Linked DNA regions of Homo sapiens: region 2 is linked to region 1. A link is a loop called in an ENCODE intact Hi-C map of the cell type or tissue named here. Cell type or tissue: mammary epithelial cell. All regions are shown on one strand. Links, peaks and the distances in the headings refer to the core of each region. The heading gives the core; the rest is flanking DNA.

Evidence for each region. Hi-C counts contacts between places; a loop is a spot of excess contacts. Peaks named below come from ENCODE experiments on the same cell type or tissue, not always from the same donor. Only the 100,000 strongest peaks of a DNase experiment are listed, where the experiment ranks them.
Region 2: a loop joins it to region 1, with 8 times the contacts of the local background. A loop is called at or near these places in 2 of 110 quality-filtered maps.

The regions. Positions count from the first base shown.
Region 1 is chr4:72,502,019-72,508,427 of GRCh38, forward strand. The region is part of intron 3 of ADAMTS3 (ADAM metallopeptidase with thrombospondin type 1 motif 3); the gene reads right to left. Among named protein-coding and RNA genes, the nearest start is that of ADAMTS3, 64 kb to the right of the region's middle. RefSeq lists an enhancer at 3,334-3,628. In mammary epithelial cell, for the core only: a CTCF peak has its summit at 3,395 (motif pointing right); no DNase peak of the experiment used is centred there.
Region 2 is chr4:72,764,916-72,771,324 of GRCh38, forward strand. No RefSeq gene overlaps it. Among named protein-coding and RNA genes, the nearest start is that of ADAMTS3, 200 kb to the left of the region's middle. In mammary epithelial cell, for the core only: no CTCF peak of the experiment used is centred there; a DNase peak (open chromatin) is centred at 3,196.

The DNA.
Region 1 (6,409 bases), core at 728-5,727:
TTTCCTTTTCAAGATTTTTGCATCTATGTTTAACAGAGATATTGGCCTATAGTTTTGTTTCTTTGTTATGTCTTTGCCAGGTTTTGGTATCAGGGTAATGCTGGCTTTATAGAATGAGTTAGGGAGGAGTTCCTCCTCCTCAATTTTTTGGAGTAGTTACAGTATGATTAGTGCCAGGTCTTTTTTGTACATCTTGTAGAATTTGGCTGTGAATCCATCTGGTCTGGGGCTTCTTTTTGGTGGTAAGTTTTTTATTGCTGATTGAATATTGGAACTTGATACCATTCTGTTCAAGGTTTCAATTTCTTCCTGATTCAATCTTGGAAGGTTGCGTGTTTCCAGGAATTTATTCATTTCCTCTAGATTTTCTAGTTTGTGTGTACATAGGTGTTCATAATAGTCTCTGAGAATCATTTGTATTCCTGTGGAATCAGTTGTAGTCACCTTTGCCATTTTTTATTGTGCTTATTTGGACTTTCTTGTTTTCACAGTTAATCTAAAGAGCAATCTATCAATCTTGTTTATTCTTTCAAACGCCTACTTCTGGTTGCTTTGATTCTTTGTGTGGATATTTGGGTCTCAATTTCATTCAGTTCTTTTCTGACTTAAGTGATTCCTGCTAGCTTTGGGATTTGTTTGTTCTTATTTTTCTAGTTCCCCTAAGTTCAATGTTAGATCATTAATTTGAGATCTTGCTAACTTCTTTTTATTATTATTACACTCTAAGTTCTGGGGTACATGTGCAGAACATGCAGTTTTGTTACATAGGTATACACTTGCCATTGAGGTTTGCTGCACCCATCAACCCATCACCTACATTAGGTACTCCTCCTAACGTTATCCCTCCCCTAGCCCGCCACCCACTGACAGGCTCTGGTGTGTGATGTTCCCCTCGGTAAGTGTTTGGCACTATAAACTTTCCTCTTAACACTACTTATGCTGTATCCTAGATATTTTTGGTATGTTGTGTCTCTATTTTCATTTATTTGAAAGGTTTTTTTTGTTTCTTTTGTTTTTGTTTTCTTGATGGAGTCTCACTCTGTTGCCCAGGCTAGAGTACAGTGTTGCAATCTCAGCTCACTGCAACCTTTCCCTCCCAGGTTCAAGCGATTCTCTGCCTCAGCCTCCCAAGTAGCTGGGATTACAGGTGCCCACCACCACGCTTGGCTAATTTTTTGTATTTTACTAGAGATGGGGTTTCACCATCTTGGCCAGGCTGGTCTTGAACTCCTGACCTTGTGATCCACCCACCTCAGCCTCCCAAAGTGCTGGGATTATAGCCGTGAGACACCACTCCCAGCCTTGACAGTATTTGTTTATTTCTGCCTTAATTTTATTGTTTACACAAAATTCATTCAAAAGCAAGTTGTTTAATTTCCATGTAACTTTGTGGTTTTGAGAGATTTTCTTGGTAATGATTTCTATTTTTATTCCACTGTGGTCTGAGATTATAGTTGGTATGACTTCAGTGTTTTTATTTTATTGAGACTGCTTTATGGCCAAGCATGTGGTCTATCTTGGAGTATTTTCCATGTGCAATTGAGAATATACATTCTATGGTTGATGGGTAAAGTATTCAGTAGATGTCTATCAGCTCCAATTGGTCAAGTGTTGAATTTAAGTCCAGAATTTCTTTGTTAGCTTTCTGCCTCAATGAGCTTTCTAAGGCTGTCAGTCAGTTGTTGAAATCCCTCAGTATTATTGTGTGACTGTCTACATTTCCTAACAGGTCTAGAAGTACTTTATGAATACAGGTCCTCCAATGTTGGATGTGTATATATTTAAGACTGTTAAGTCTTCTTGTTGAATTTAACCCTTTATCATTATGTAATATCCTTCTTTGTCCTTTTTTACTGTTGTTGGTTTAATGTCTGTTTCATCTAATATAAGAATACTTATCCCTGCTCTTTGTTGTGTTCTTTGTGCATAATAGATTTTTCTCCAACCCTTTATTTTGATATTATGGATGTCATTATGTGTGAGATAGGTCTCTTGAAGACAGCAGATGGATGGGTCTTGCTTTTTTATCCAAGTTGCCACTCTGCCATTTAAGTGGGATGTTTAGAACATTTACATTTTAATATTGATATGTGAGGTTTTGATGCTATCATGAAGTTGTTGACTGGTTGCTTTGTAGTTTCTACTGTTTGGTTGCTTTATTGGGTCTGTGGGCTATGTACATAAGTGTCTTTTTGTGGTAGCAGGTATTGTTTTATCATTTTCAAGATTTATTGTAAAGTTGGTCTAGTGGTAAATTCCCTTGGTACTTGCTTGTCTGAAAAAATATTTTATTTCTCTTTCATTTATAAAGCTTAGTTTGGTGAAATATGAAATTCTTGATTGGACTTCCTTGTCTTTAAGAAGGCCGAAAATAGGCCCTGATCTCTTCTGGCTCGTAAGGTTTCTGCTGAGACCACTGTTAGCCCAATAGAGTTCCTTTTGTACATGATCTGACCTTTTACTCTGGTTACATTTAATTTTTTTTCTTTAGCACTGGATTTGGACAGTCTGGTGACCATATGCCTTAGGGATGTTAGTTTTGTATAGTATTTCATAGGTGTTCTCTGGATTTCTTATACTTGGATATCTACCTCTCTAGGAAGGTTAGAAAAATTTTCTTAAATTTTTCATTCAAATATCTTTTACAGGTTGTTTTCTTTCTCTACCTCCTCTCAGAAACACCAATAATTTGTATGTTTGTATGCTTTACAAGATCCCATATTTCTCAAATGTTTTGTTCATTTATTTTAATTCTTTTTCTTTATTGTTAACTCACTGGATTAGTTCAAAAACCCAGTTTTCAATCTCTGAAAGTCCTTCTTCTTGGTAAAGCTACTTATAAAGTTTTCAATCATATTTTGAAATTTCTTAGGTGAGGTTTTCAATTCCAGAAGCTCTAATTGATTTCTTTTTAAGATGTTTATCTCTCCCTTCATTTCCCATATTGCTTTAGAAGATTTCTTTGTGTTGATTTTCAACCTTGACTTGGATCTTGTTGAGCTTCCTTGCAATCCACGTTTTACATTCTTTATCTGTCATTTGTGAGTTTCCATTTTGATTATGGACCATTGCTGGAGAGTTAGTGAGACCCTTTGGTGGTGTCACTACATTCGGATTTTTCATGGTGTCAGAATTCTTGTGCTAGTTCCTTATCATTTGGAGATGCTGGCAATTCTAATTTTTATAGTTATTTTCATGTGGGTAGGATTTTTTCTTTTTCTCTATAATACTGTTGTTTTGTTTCTTCTTTCCCTGTCTCTTTACCCTCTTCCCTAGAGTGTGTGACTGAAGAAAATGATGGGTAAGGTCTTTTGTCTTTGACCCTATAGCACTATGCACTTCTGTTGGTAGATTTTTTTACTGGGGTATGCAATTTGACCTATAAGTCAGTAGATGGCGCTTATGGGTAAGAGCCGGCTATGGCCAATAAGGCAGGGTATATGCTTGATCCTTGTTTACTGGTAAAAGCTGTCTGTTGCCCCAGGGAATGGGCTGACTCCTGGAAAGCACAGCAGTCCAAGCTCCCTCCTCAGCCCTGGAAGGAGACGGTAGAGGGGAAGGGCAAGATGGACAAATACACCTACAGGTCCCCTGATGGCAGGCACATGCACAAGTGCTAAGAGACAGTCCAGTGGGCAGCCACCAAGTACCCAGAGGTATAGGTAGGCATGAAACTGGGAAACCTCCTTAGCCCTGAGTTCCCTGCCTGGAGATGGCAGGGGGCAGCCTAGACTTCTAATCCTGGAAAGTGGACACTCCAGATGGCTGTAGGTCTGCCTGGGCATGGAGCAGAGAGGACCATCCTGCACCAGGATCTCTCTGCATAGGAAGTGTGAAGCAGCTCAGGCTGCTGTTCCAGGTGAGCAGGTGCTCCAAATGCTTGGAAATCTGCCTGGGTGTGGAGTGGAGATGGTGTCCCTGCACCAACATCTCTGAACAAAAAGAGTGGGGCAATTATGCCTGCAGAACCAGGCAAATGAGGGCTTCCAATGCATGGAGATCTGCCTGAGCATGAGGCAGAGAGGGCACCCCCATACCCAGATCTCTGCACAGAAAGATGCGGTGACTCAGGCTGTTAGTCTATGCTAGCAGTTGCTCCTAATTCTTGGAGATCTGCTTATGTATAGAGCAAAGAGGGCTCCACTGCACTACGATCTATGCACAGGAAAAGTGGGGTGGCTTAGGCTGCTGATCAAGGTGAAGGGATGCTCAAAAAGCCTGGAGATCTGCCTGGCTCTGGAACAGAGAAGACCCTGCTGCACAAAAATCTCAGGGGAACAGGCTGGGGCACCCAGCAATGGCACATGCAGACCAGATCCAGGTTGTCAAGCTGGCCCTGGCTGCAGGTCTCATCATTCAGAAGAACTGTGATTGGGGGAGGGCACAATTCCAGTGCCAACTGTTGAGGCACTTTCCAAAGTTCTGGCTGTGGTGACCCCTACCCTGCTCCAAAGCAAGCAGTTCAATTGCTGGCCCAAGACTAAAATGCCTACATGTCCATCATGCCAGCTCACCACAGAATGGCTGATTTTATATGAACTCAGGTTAAAAATTGTGTGCTGTTCTCAGTCCCACATCTAGGGAAATGCTTGCAGCTCTTTCTGGTATCTTTCCCTCACAGCATCTCTAAGCCTCTCCCTAAGTTACCTCCAGGACCTGGGAGAAACAGAGCGTTCTTCCTTGACCTGGGTTGCTCACATACCCAGTGGAAAAGTGTGTCACAGAGGGAGGTTCTCTGCTTCTCTCACATACTGGGGCTTCACTCACTTTTATCAGCCAGTCTCTGTCATGTGGCTGTTTGCCCACATTTTCCCCCACCAGGATCTGGGATGTCCTTCATGATTCCAGTGGATTCCCATTTTTCTTCCTGAATTAAAGTTCACAGAGTTGGTCTTTATGCACTATCTTGCTATTTCCAAGTGCCTGAAGCACACTAAAAGCCTCTAATCCACCTTCTTCTAAATTTTTTCTTTGAGGGGAGAAAAGAAGACTGTAGTGTACCACTCCATATATCAACAAGAATAGTGAATGAAGGAAAAAGTGGCAGAGATTATCTAAATGCAGTATATAAAATATGTATGTGTGAATGTGTATATCTGCATATATAAGTGTGTATAAATATAGTTTGAGACCACTCAGGCCTATTTTTTATTTTTACTTTTTAAAAAAGAACTACAAAGCACCATCACTGTCTGTGGCAGGTCCATTATATATGCCTGCCCAGCTTCCCTTCCTCTTCTTGTGACAACCACACCTTATGCCTCTTTCGGAGGGCAACCCCTGCTGAGTCTCAGCAGCTCTGATGAGCTGTTAGTTACTGTGCCTTGGTAACTCAATCCAAGATTGTACAATCAGAATCTGACTCCTGAGAATTTAAATCTAGATAAGGGCCATACGAAATAGCTGGAACCTAACCATTCCAATTTCCCAGGAACTATGTTTTGATTGTGAGTCCTCTCACTATCCCAGTTCTTGCTCTTGAAGCTTGGTTGCTTAAGTTTGCCTTCAATTTCTGTTAATTACCTAATATGTTTCTAGTATATTTCATTATTTCATGATGTTATCCAGATAGCATTTCTCTTGCCAGCAACCAAAAAACTCCAACTGATAAGAGAGACACATTTTGAGAACACACCTTGTTTCGGTACACTATTTGTAGGGCACTGTTTCTCAATGAGCATTTAAAGCACTATAAAAATCCCACCACTGCATCCATGAAACCCTTTCAGATTGTCATAAAATCAAGAGCCACTCTTGTGTTTATCCTGTTAGCCTAACAAAACCCTCCACAGGCTATCTGTCTATTTTCTAACTAAAGGTTTGAAATCTCCTGTTATGAATATCCAGTACACAGTCAAATGTCCTTTTTTGACTTGCATATTTAACGCCTTATTGCCTGTTTACTGCTTTACATTTATGCTGATTTATTAAGTCACATATGCCTCTATTAACATCAAGTATGTCATTTTTACCTTAGAATATATGCAAGTAAAATGCATAATAACATGGACTGTGCAAAATTATCATTCACCATAACAATAATATGCATAGTTACATGCACAATTCAAAACCACATCTCTGAAGGGCAATAAACAAACACATGCACATTGTAAAATATTCATAAGTCATTAAAGTAAAACATAGAAGTCCCCCTAAACACACATTTCCACTGACCCTGCAAATCTCCTCTCTATAAATTACAGCTAACAGTTGGGGTGTTACATTTGTCTCAGTACCTCAGCAATGACTCACTCATAGCAATAGTTCTTTAGAGGCCTATAAGCAGACTGAATGGAAGAGTTAAAATGGGTTAGTGGTTAAAATCTCCCACCAATAACCTAAAAAATTGAGAGTTATTTTTATCTTACTTTTCTAAGATATTTTTCAAGGTAATTGGAGAAAACAATGA
Region 2 (6,409 bases), core at 986-5,985, 260 kb after region 1:
CTTTGTAAGATTATTATAATTTGATAAGCATTCTTATTTAACATTATCAGAAGAACAAAAACATAACAGCAAACAAATATAATTTAATTATTTTGCTCCTGGTGTGTTTTGCCATGTTAAAATGAGCTTTGGGGGTTTTGATTTGAGAACCTGCCTCTATTTATGTTTTCTTTCACTATTCTGTTACTTTATGTTGTTTCATTAACACAATTTATATTCTTGCTTGTTTTCCGTATTTTGTTAATTTTTACGTATATGTAATTATTCATTTTTAGAAACTCTTATTTTGGCAAAGCTAGAAGGTATTCATGCGTTGGAGTACAATGTTAATATATCTCCGATTTGTTACGTAGACTCTTGCTTTTAATTCTTTAACTCTCATCAGTCTCCAAATTATACAAAAAAAACACAGAATCTTGACCTAGAATGGGAAAATACTAGTTTGATTTCTAGCTCTGGTTCTTTCTAGCTGTCTGAGGTTGGCATGATTCCTTATAGTATCAATGAGCTTTAGGGTGGTATTAAGAAGACCCACACCCAAGCCAGACATCCTGAATTTAAGCACTGCCCCAGTATCTTCATTCACAAAATGGGGATGATACCAATGCCCACCACATGGGTTAGTGGCATGAAGTGACTTAATAAATATAAAGCATTTAGAATATTCTCTGGGCATGTAGTAAGCAATGTTGTGAGAATAAAAGGGAATTGAGGGAGCTACTATTTGTAAACTCAATATGTGCTCGACCATCTTTCATTTATAAGAACTCATGTAATCATCACAACAATCTTATGAGGTGATGAGAGGTGAGAGTGTGCTGGCAGTCCTCACAGCCCTCGCTCACTCTTGGCACCTCCTCTGCCTGGGCTCCCACTTTGGCGGCACTTCAGGAACCCTTCAGCCTGCCGCTGCACTGTGGGAGCCCCTTTCTGGGCTGGCCAAGGCTGGAGCCGGCTCCCTCAGCTTGCCAGGAAATGTGGAGGGAGAGGCGCGGGCGGGAACCGGGGCTGCCCCCGGTGCTTGCAGGCCAGCAGGAGTTCCGTGTGGGCGTGGGCTCGGCTGACCCTGCACTGGGAGCAGCGGGTGGGCCCCACCCGCCCCTGGCAGTGAGGGGCTTAGCACCTGGGCCAGCAGCTGCTGTGCTCAATTTCTCCCCGGTCCTTAGCTGCCTTCCTGCAGGGCAGGGCTCAGGACCTGCAGCCCGCCATGCCTGAGCCTCCCCCCACTCAGTGGGCTCCTGTGCCGCCCGGAGCCTCCCCAATGAACGCGGCTTCCTGCTCCAGGGCGCCCAGTCCCATCGACCACCCAAGGGCTGAGGAGTGCGATGGAAGGGTGTGGGACTGGCAGGCACCTCCACCTGCAGACCCCCTGCGGGATCCACTGGGTGAAGCCAGCTGGGCTCCTGAGTCTGGTGGGGACGTAGAGAACCTTTATGTCTAGCTCAGGGATTGTAAATACACCAATTGGCACTCCATATCTAGCTCAAGGTTTGTAAACATACCAATCAGCATCCTGTGTCTAGCTCAGGGTTTGTGAATGCACCAATCAACACTCTGTATCTAGCTACTCTGGTGGGGCCTTGGAGAACATTTATGTCTAGCTCAGGGATTGTAAACACACCAATCAGCGCCCTGTCAAAACAGACCACTTGGCTCTACCAATCAGCAGGATGTGGGTGGGGCCGGATAAGAGAATAAAAGCAGGCTGCCCAAGCTAGCAGTGGCAACCTGCTGGGGTCCGCTTCCACACCGTGAAAGCTTTGTTCTTTCTTTCTTTGCAATAAATCTTGCTGCTGCTCACTCTTTGGGTCCACTCTGCCTTTATGAGCTGTAACACTCACCAGGAAGGTCTGCAGCTTCACTCCTGAAGCCAGCGAGACCACGAACCCACCAGAAGAAACGAACAACTCCAGACGCGCCACCTTAAGAGCTGTAACACTCACCGCCAAGGTCTGCAGCTTCATTCCTCAGCCAGCCAGACCACGAACCCACCAGAAGGAAGAATCTCCAAACACATCCGAATATCAGAAGGAAGAAACTCTGGACACGCCGCCTTTAAGAACTGTAACACTCACCGCGAGGGTCCGCGGCTTTCTCGAAGTTAGTGAGACCAAGAACCCACCAATTCTGGACACAGTGAGGTAGGTTCCTATTTTACAAGTGAGAAAAATGAAGTTCAGAGAACTGAAGTAACTTGAATAAAGTCACAGAGCTAATACGTTGTTGAGCCTATTTTCAAAACCATGAGACATAATGAAGATGGACCTAGTACATGAGGTCTTCATAAGTGTTTTATACCTTACCTTATTAAGCTCCAACAGCTATAGGAAAAATATAGTATGTTGCAGTCGTGCTTAAGATTGTCTTGCCAAGTTCTATGCTGGGGCATTTTTTTCTATGTCTCAGTAGGTCCTTAGAAATGTATCAGTGGCTCAATAATCACCTTCAAATGTTGGTCTATATGACTAATGGATTTAAGGGTAAGGTTAATTTTTTGCCTTCTTCTTTGCACCTAAATCATGAGTGAAATACAGATAGCATAATATTAATTAACAGCTTTAGCAGTGTCTGGCTTTGAACCTGGTTCTGCCACTTTCCATCTGTGTGACCTTAGGCAAGTTGCTTCAATAACTTTCTCATCCTCAATTTCTTCATTTGGAAAATGGAGATGTTAATGGTGTTGCCCTCATAAACTTGTTATAAGCATTAACTGATTATAATGCATTCAAATCCCTTAGCATAGTCATGCAGATTATCATGAAATAAATATGAAAAGGGAAAAAGGGTCGTTTATTTCTATGATAGTTTTCTAATTCATTTTCCCATAGGAACAGTCACAGTTCTAAAACCACTGGACTAATTAATTTCCCAGCAGTTGAATCATCATTCTACTATGGGTCTGGAAGTAAATATGCATTAACACTGACTGTCTGGTGAACTAACCTCTGAATTTAAACATCATATATTAGCTTTCTATATTTTATAGGGAGCTCCATGGTTCATATATCTATCATTCACCATTCTCCATAGGATCCATTTTCTTCCTCAGTGGTTTTTCTTAAGCAAGCATGGATTTACTTCATCCATGCCTTTCTCACCCCTGTCATGCTTAAGAGTTACATTCTAACATCTCCTACATCATTCTCCTCATTTAAATACAAAGGCATCTGACCTAATACTCCCGAACCATCTCAAGAGTATGACTCATACAGAGAAATTCCTACTATTTCAGCATCTCACCCCTGTTGGATGACCGAACTAACCTTATGGCAAATTCAGCTTTAGTGAATGATATTTCTTAGGGTTGTTTTGTCCACAAAGACTCCTACTGCCAGAAATACGAAAATGGAAAATATGAGCTTTGCCTAGTAGTCCATCACCATCAGTTTCACAACAGTGACAAAACATTCTTTTCTCAAAAAGCATCAGCCACTTCCTCAGAGGATTACCTGGTGGAATCTCCCCCCATGCCCACCCAACCTTCACTAACTGACTCCATGGCACAAAGGGTAGGCTGGTATGAATCCACCCACCCTCTTCCATGCTCACCGACAGCTGAACAAGCCCCACACTTCTCCCTCCAAATAACTGGCAATGCCAGCAGAGACTTGGAACAGCAGGCAGACAAAGAAAAACAATTTAATTTCTCTCTGACTGGCTGCGGCTTTCCAAATGTGACAGCTTTTCTAACCAAATGGCTTGTATTCTAGTCAGTTAGACTGAGGAAGAAACAGGGTGAACAGTGACACCAAATGGTTAGATATACTAAGAAAGAGTGTTTATATCCTGTGCCACATCAGAAATGACTGAGGTGGCTTACATAGATAAGTAATAGTCAATAAAATAACAAATTAAAAGTAGGTAGTAAATTAGGAAACAAAATACTTTGAGACCTAAAAATGTCTACAGAATAGTAGATTTAAAAAAAAAAAAAGCTAATTTGAGCCACTAATTCACTTTCTAGCAGTGCAGAGGAAAAAAAGGAAATCTGTTCAGTTTCAAAGGAGAAGTACAATTCTTCCTCAAGCTACAATGACAGAAATTTCTAATAACAGGCTTTTAAGTATCTATTAAAAACTAGAGACCTTGGAAATGTACTTCATCCTTGCTTTTTTTCTTTGTGTGTATTTTCATTTATGTTATCTTTTCCAAATCTAATTTTCTAAACTTTTAGTTTAGATTTTTATTTGATACCACTGGATCATACTTAATTACAATCTTTATTCAGTCTCTGCTCAATTAAAAGCAGCCAAGTAGAACAGCTGTTTCTAAGAATATGTATTTTTTAAGTTATCAGTGGAAAGTCCAGTGAGCAAGAAGAAAGACAATGCAGAAATTTCCGTTTGATAGGATTAGTTGTTCATGATGATGTTCAGAACATCTCTAGTCCAACCAATTTATCAAACTATTAAGTTGCACTTAAAGCTTATAGTACTTTGGGAGGCTGAGGTGGGCAGATCACCTGAGGTCAGGAGTTCGAGACCAGCCTGGCCAACATGGTGAAACCTTGTCTCTATTAAAAATACAAAAATTAGCTGGTGTAGTGGTGGGCACCTGTAGTCCCAGCTACTCGGGAGGCTGAGGCAGGAGAATCGCTTGAACCCAGGAGGCGGAGGTTGCAGTGAGCTGAGACTGTGCCATTGTACTCCAGCCTGGGCAACAAGAGCAAAACTCTGTCTCAAAGAGCAAAAAAAAGCTTATATAACTTGTTCGATAATGTTTAATATGGATTTACTGAGAAAATGGTAGGCTGTAGAGCATGTTACAGAGAACAGAATTAAGTGATATGAACAGTGAACAAGCTACAAAAATAAAGAAAAATGGTATCTAAGGAATATATAGAAGCTCAAATTGAAGAATAAGAAATGAGAATGATAAGCATGCATGGGGGAAAAGAAGAAATTATCTAAATCATAAGAAGCAAAATGTATGGCAAAAACAGATTATTGATGACTTTAAATGAAGGGAATGGAGAACAAGATGAAAGAGACAGATAGGAGATGTGAAGAAAATAAAACATTGAGTCAGAAAGAGAGGAAATCTAAGAATGATTTTAAAATAACAGCTGGCAATTTTAGCTTACTCAAAGGTTAAAGTGCCAGAAAGTAAAGAAATGTGGAAAGAAACACGTAGTTGGCTCGTAATGGGCTCTTAAAAAACACGTTAGATTTTGGTTGCTGCTGAGACAGAAAGAGATAGGGGAATGAAAATAAGAAGAGAATTTGTAGATGAAAGAGAATGGATCAATGAATTTCTTTTCTATTTCATATTCTTCCCATCACAAGATATAAAGGGATAGTCAGAGAATTACCGGGATGATTGACATGTCAGAAAATAAGAACTCTGAGAAAAGATTAAATAAAAGCCAGTCTTTCCCCCACAAAATAATAGGTGAATGGTAATAATGTTTTCCACAAGTTGAGCTGCTAGCCATTCCTGCTGCATCCAATTGAGCTCATTGTTAAACTCTCTATACACCTTTTGATCATAAGGAAAAACTGAGAATCCTGAAAGCTCCTTCTTCCTCCCCTTTGTTCACATCTCTATCATATTGGATATTAATTTGTACTGACTTCTTTGACATGTGTATTTCCCCTACTAGACTACGAACTCTCCAGGACCAGGGACCAGAGTCATTCTGTATATTCATGCCTAATATCCAAGATCTCTCTCTGTATATTTATAGTCTACCATTTTTCCAGGAAGGGTTTAATGTGTCACCTGATTTTTGTTGAGAGAATCTGCTCTGCCAGTCTTCACTCTTTCCATTTCTCATAGTCATTTATTCAATTTCAATTTCTTGATCCAAAAATGTAGTCATTATTCTTGATTCTTCTCCTTCTCTACTTTTCCCTAATTCAGTCCATCACCAAATCCCATCAGTCTTCTTTTCAGTATGAATCTTGCATCATCACCTCTCATCACTTCACCATCACTTCCCATCCTGGGCTATGGAAACAGCTTTCCAAGTAGTCTCCCTGCATTCCCTTTTGCCCTTCTGTGTTTATTCTTTGCAGATCAGCCAAAGAAATCTTTCAAAGTCTAATTCCAATCATATCATTTGCCTAATTAAAAACTGATGTCTTCCCATTGCTCTCAGAACATTCCCCACAACCTGGCTTCCTTTCTTGCCATCCTCTCATCTCTCCCTTGCTCAATGGACTCAGTCTGCAGTGGCCTTCTTGTTGTGCCTTGAAAAAGTCAAATTTATCCCTGTCACTTACCCTTGCTCTACTGCCTGGAATGCTCTTCACCCATATCCTTGAATAACTAACACTGTCTAATCATTCATTCTCTTCTCAAATGTTACTTTCCTAAGATGCATTTCCAGACCATCTTTTCTAAATGAGCATACATAGATTACCTCACTCTGTTTTATTTTCTTCACAACACTTGTTACTCTCTGAAA